Regions from separate parts of the Homo sapiens genome. Here region 2 is linked to region 1. The links are chromatin loops, found by intact Hi-C in ENCODE. Cell type or tissue: PC-9. All regions are shown on one strand.

What was found. A loop is a pair of places that touch in the nucleus more often than their neighbours do. Peaks named below come from ENCODE experiments on the same cell type or tissue, not always from the same donor. Only the 100,000 strongest peaks of a DNase experiment are listed, where the experiment ranks them.
Region 2: it touches region 1 in a loop (17-fold over the local background); 24 of 110 quality-filtered maps call a loop at or near these places.

The regions. Positions count from the first base shown.
Region 1 is chr5:140,356,285-140,358,784 of GRCh38, forward strand. No RefSeq gene overlaps it. Among named protein-coding and RNA genes, the nearest start is that of SLC4A9, 2.7 kb to the right of the region's middle. In PC-9, CTCF peaks have their summits at 1,547 (motif pointing left) and 1,747; a DNase peak (open chromatin) is centred at 1,547; H3K4me3 peaks cover 350 bases.
Region 2 is chr5:140,072,334-140,074,833 of GRCh38, forward strand. No RefSeq gene overlaps it. Among named protein-coding and RNA genes, the nearest start is that of NRG2, 30 kb to the left of the region's middle. In PC-9, a CTCF peak has its summit at 1,085; no DNase peak of the experiment used is centred here.

The sequences.
Region 1 (2,500 bases):
CTCCTGAGCTCAAGTGATCCATCCGCATCAGCCTCCCGAAGTGCTGGGATTACAGGTGTGAGCCACCGTGCCCAGCCAATAAGATTTTTTTGTTTTGTTTTTTTAAAGTGTTAAAAACCTTGTAAGGGGCTGGGTGTGGAGGCTCATGCCTGTAATCCTAGCACTATGGGAAGCCATTGGCTTGCACCCAGGAGTTCGAGACCAGCCTGGGCAACATATGAGCCCCTCTCTACAAAATATTTAAAAGTTAGCCAGACTTGGTGGCACGTGCCTGTAGTCCCAGCTACTTAGGAGGCTGAGGCAGGAGGGTCACTTGAGCCCAGGAGTTTGAGGTTGCAGTGAGCTATGATTGCTACTGCACTCCAGCCTGGATGGCAGAGTAAGACCCTGTGTCAAAAAAAGAAAGGAAGAAAGAAAGAAGGAAAATTTAGATTCAGCAAAGATAAACCTCTTCTCCACTTGCCGAAAGTGAGCAAGCCAAGCATCCTATTCCTGAGGCCACTTCCTCTCACTTAAGGTCCAGTGTACTGCATGAAAGTATGATTTGAACCTTGGAAATAATCTACCCCAACTGTCTCCACTTACATGTAAGAAAATGGAGCCTTGGAGAAGGGAAGGGTCTTACTCAAAGACATCCAATAAGTCTGTGACTAAGCCAGGATGAGAACCCAGTCTTTGAACTCCTAGGTCAGGGTTTTTTCCAGCGCCCACACACAGGGCTGCTCACCCACACAGCACATCTTCCCTGGGCCTTGTCTGGGAGACCACTGGTGCCCACAGGCCAACCCTCACCAGCCTACCCAGCCCAGGGCACTCAGGCCCAGAGGTGGAAGTGAGACCTGGGGAGGGTGGAGGCATGGTGGCCCCCTATTCCAGGCAGCACTGTGAGCCAGGGTAGTTGGGGCCACAGAAAGGGCAAGGATAGACACTCTGAACTTTGGCAGGAGTTGGGTGGGAAGGGAACATGTATGTATGTGCATGTGGGGGAGGTACTCACGCCAAATCCTTGCTCCCATCCCCCTCAGGCTCCTTTGAGTCACTTGTCCGTAAGGTTGGGGCACATTCTTGAAGGGAGTGGTCACAGGGGTTCAAGGCCCATTCAGTCCGCAGGCCAGTTTCTATTCCTCCTGGCACTGAAACCACCTCCTCACTCAGACTCAGCACCCCTCCCCAACTGGAAATATAGTGACATGCTCTTCTAATTCCTGCCCTGGGACCTCCTTGGACCAGACGCGAGGCTGGGGGTAGGGCCGGCCTGGGTGCCCTTTCTCAGGGGATGGATTCTTGGTATTCAATATGTGGGGTGTGGCTGACCTACATTCAGATGAGCCTGATTGGCCCTCCCTTCCCCATCCTGTTGTTCTTCCCCAACCCCCCATCTCTCCGGGCCATTCCGCGGTGGGCCAGGGCAAGGCTGAGGGTTTAGGATCTCTCCCTGCCATCTGGGCATCTCCATCTCTGCGCCCCGGCAGGTCTGCAGCCACTGGGCCTAAGGGAGCGGCCCTAGCAATCCGGTCTGAGGGGAGCAGTGCCCTCGTGTGGCCTCCAGGAGAAGCGCGGCTCTTTTCTCAGCCCGGTCCTTTGTATGCTCTCATTGAACAAGTATTTATTGAGAGCCACTACGTGCCAGGCGCCGCTCTAGGCGCCGCGGCCAAGACAGATACCTGCTCCACGGACTGTGCATTTCAGCGTGTGCGTGCGTGGACAGTCAGGCAATAAATGATAAACAAATACATAAATGAGGCAGTTACTAGTAGTGGTAACTGCTAGGAAGAAAATAAAACAGAGAAATGTGATGGAGAGTGACCCAAGAGAGAAACTTAGGGTAGGATGGGCCGGGCGCGGTGCTCACGCCTGTAATCCCTGCACTTTGGAAGGCCGAGGCGGGTGGATCACGAGTTCAGGAGATCGAGACCATACTGGCTAACACGGTGAAACTCCGTCTCTACCAATACAAAAAAAAAAAAAAAAAAAAGAAAGAAATTAGCCGGACGTGGTGGCGGGCGCCTGTAGTCCCAGCTACTCTGGAGGCTGAGGCAGGAGAATGGCGTGAACACGGGAGGCGGAGCTTGCAGTAAGCCGAGATCATGCCACTGCACTCCAGCCTGGGCAACAGAGCGAGACTCCGTCTCAAAAAAAAAAAAAAAAAAAAAAAAGAAAGAAACTTAGGATAGGATGGAAAAGGAAGATTTCCGTGAGTAGCTAACGTCTGAGATGAGACCTAGGTCACAGATTGTCATGTAAGGATATGGGGGAAAGGCTTTCCTTACAGAGAAAATAGATCCTGCAAAGATCCTCAGGCAGGAACAGGTTTTGCAGAACAGGTGAAGGCCAGTGTGGTTAGAAAGGAGTGAGCGAGGGGAGGCTGGTGTGAGATGCCGTCAGAGAGGTGGGTTGGGGCCAGGGTGTGAATCTTGCAGGCCACGACAAGGAGCTTGATTTTTTTTTCTTCTTCTTCTAGGAGTAATGGGAGTGTGTTGGGTGAGTATTGAACCGAAGA
Region 2 (2,500 bases), 280 kb before region 1:
AATATGGATTTAAGGTTCCTGCACGTCTTTTCATGGCTTGATAGCTTTTTTCTTTTTAGCAATGAATATTTCATTTACTGGGTATACCACAGTTTATTCATTCCTCTAATGAAGGCCAACTCAGTTGCTTTCAAGTTTTGGTAATTATAAAAGATGCTATAAACATCCATGTGCACGTCTTTGTATGGACATAAGTTTTCAACTCCTTTTGGTAAACACCAGAGAGTTCAAATGTTGGATTATATAGTAAGATGTATGTTTAGTTTTGTAAGAAGCTGTCAAACTATCTTCCAAAGTGGCTGTGCCCTTTTGCATTCCCACCAGCAATGAACCAGAGTTCCTGTTGCTCCACATCCTCACCAGCATTTGGTGTTGTCATGTTCTGGACTTTGGCCATTCTAATAGATATGTATCTTGAATTAATTTTTAAAAATCAACCTGCAGAAATAAAATTGCTATACCAAAGGATATGTGCATTAAATAAGGCTTTTGATACATATTACCAAGTTAGCTTCCTGAAGTGAAAGATTGTACCATTTTAGCTCCCACTAGCTTGGACAACATGACGAAATTTCATCTCTACAAAACATACAAAAATTCTCTGAGTGTGGTTGCCCGCGCCTAGTAGTCCCAGCTACTCCAGCGGCTGAGGCAGGAGAATCACTCGAGCTGGGGAAGTGGAGGTTGCAGTGAGCCAAGATCGCGCCGCTGCACTTCAGCCTGGACGACAGAAGGAGACACTGTCTTAAAGAAAAAAAAAAGAACAAGAAGAACTTACAGTACTGCCTGGAACATACTAAGCATACAACAAATATTAGCTATTTGAATAACTTTTGTACGTTAAGCTTTTTCCATTGGGGGGATCTAAACTTTTGCAATATTAATAGTTGAATATAAAGGCAATACTACTGATATTTTGGGATACATAAAATAATGTATAATGTAGAGATAGGAATGGCAATATTTCGAACAATGAAATAGATTATTTTATAATCTTTGCTTTCTTTAATTAAAAAAATAGGAATTCACCTAAAAAAGATATATCTGCTATTCTAAAATCTACCACTGAGTGGCAGCATAACCAATTAATATGGCAATATAACTCGTAATTTTCAAACTCAAATTTACAAAAATCTCAAAATAGAAAAAGGGTTCCTAGAAAAGAAGTGTGGTTATAGCAGACACATTAAATCTATTGGCTGATGAATTATTTGAGGTAAATCTATCCCAATACCTTGCTAGGTGTTGGTTGGCCAGACATCTCTAAACTGATTTATCTTTTCTGTGACCCCATTTCCACTCTCCCTTAAAATGGTTTTTCTTCCGTCTTTTCCATCTCAATAAATGACATACGTACCATCTACCTAATTGCTTAAGCCAGAAACTAAAAGTCACTCTATTGTGGGGTACAGGGCTTTTTATTGTTGATTCATAGTTGTATTATATTATGGTAAAAAAAAAATGTGGTCTGTATAATATCAACTTTCTCAGTATTACTTGAGACTGGCTTCGTAGTCAAATTTTCAAGTTTTTCACATTTACTTAGAGAACATGTACTTAGAAAACATGTACTCTCCACTACGTGAAGGATTCTGGCTGTATCCATTAAATCAAGCTTGTGAACCATGTTTTTCAGATCTTCTGTATCCTTATTAATATTATGTCAGCTTCTTCTGTTTCTGTAGGAAATATGGTAAAGAAAAATTTGCCACTGTAATTGTGGATTTGTTAATTTCTTGCAATTCTGTCAATGACATTTTTGCTTTACATGTACTGAAGAGGTATTGTAAATTACATATAGAGTCAGAATTGCTACATCTTTTTGGTACCAACATGGAGAAACCCCGTCTCTACTAAAAATACAAAGTTAGCCAGGCGTAGTGGCGCATGCCTGTAATCCCAGCTATGCGGAAGGCTGAAGCAGGAGAATCGCTTGAACCTGGGAGGTGGAGGTTGCGGTGAGCCGAGAATGCACCACTGCACTCCAGCCTGGGCAAAAAGAGCAAAGCTCCGTCTCAAAAAAAAAAAAATTCCTTTATCGTTTACTTAAAAAAATCTTAGGCCGGCCGGGCGCGGTGGCTCACGCCTGTAATTCCAGTATTTTGGGAGGCCGAGGCGGGTGGATCACCAGAAATCAGGAGTTCGAGACCAGCCTGATCAACACGGAGAAACCCCATCTTTATTAAAAATACAAAATTAGACAGGCGTGGTGGCGCATGACTGTAATCCCAGCTACTCGGGAGGCTGAGGCAGGAGGATGGCGTGAACCCGGGAGACGGAGCTTGCAGTGAGCTGAGATCGCGCCACTGCACTCCAGCCTGGGCGACAGAGCGAGACTCCGTCTCAGAAAAAAAAAAAAAAAAAAGGAAACAAAAATCCTTCAGTGGCTTCGTATGAGAAAGAATAATATCCAAACATTTTACCACAACACTTAGAATGACTTGGCCCATGCCTGCTTCGCCAATCTCCTCTCATAAACTTAAATACTTATGTTTAACTT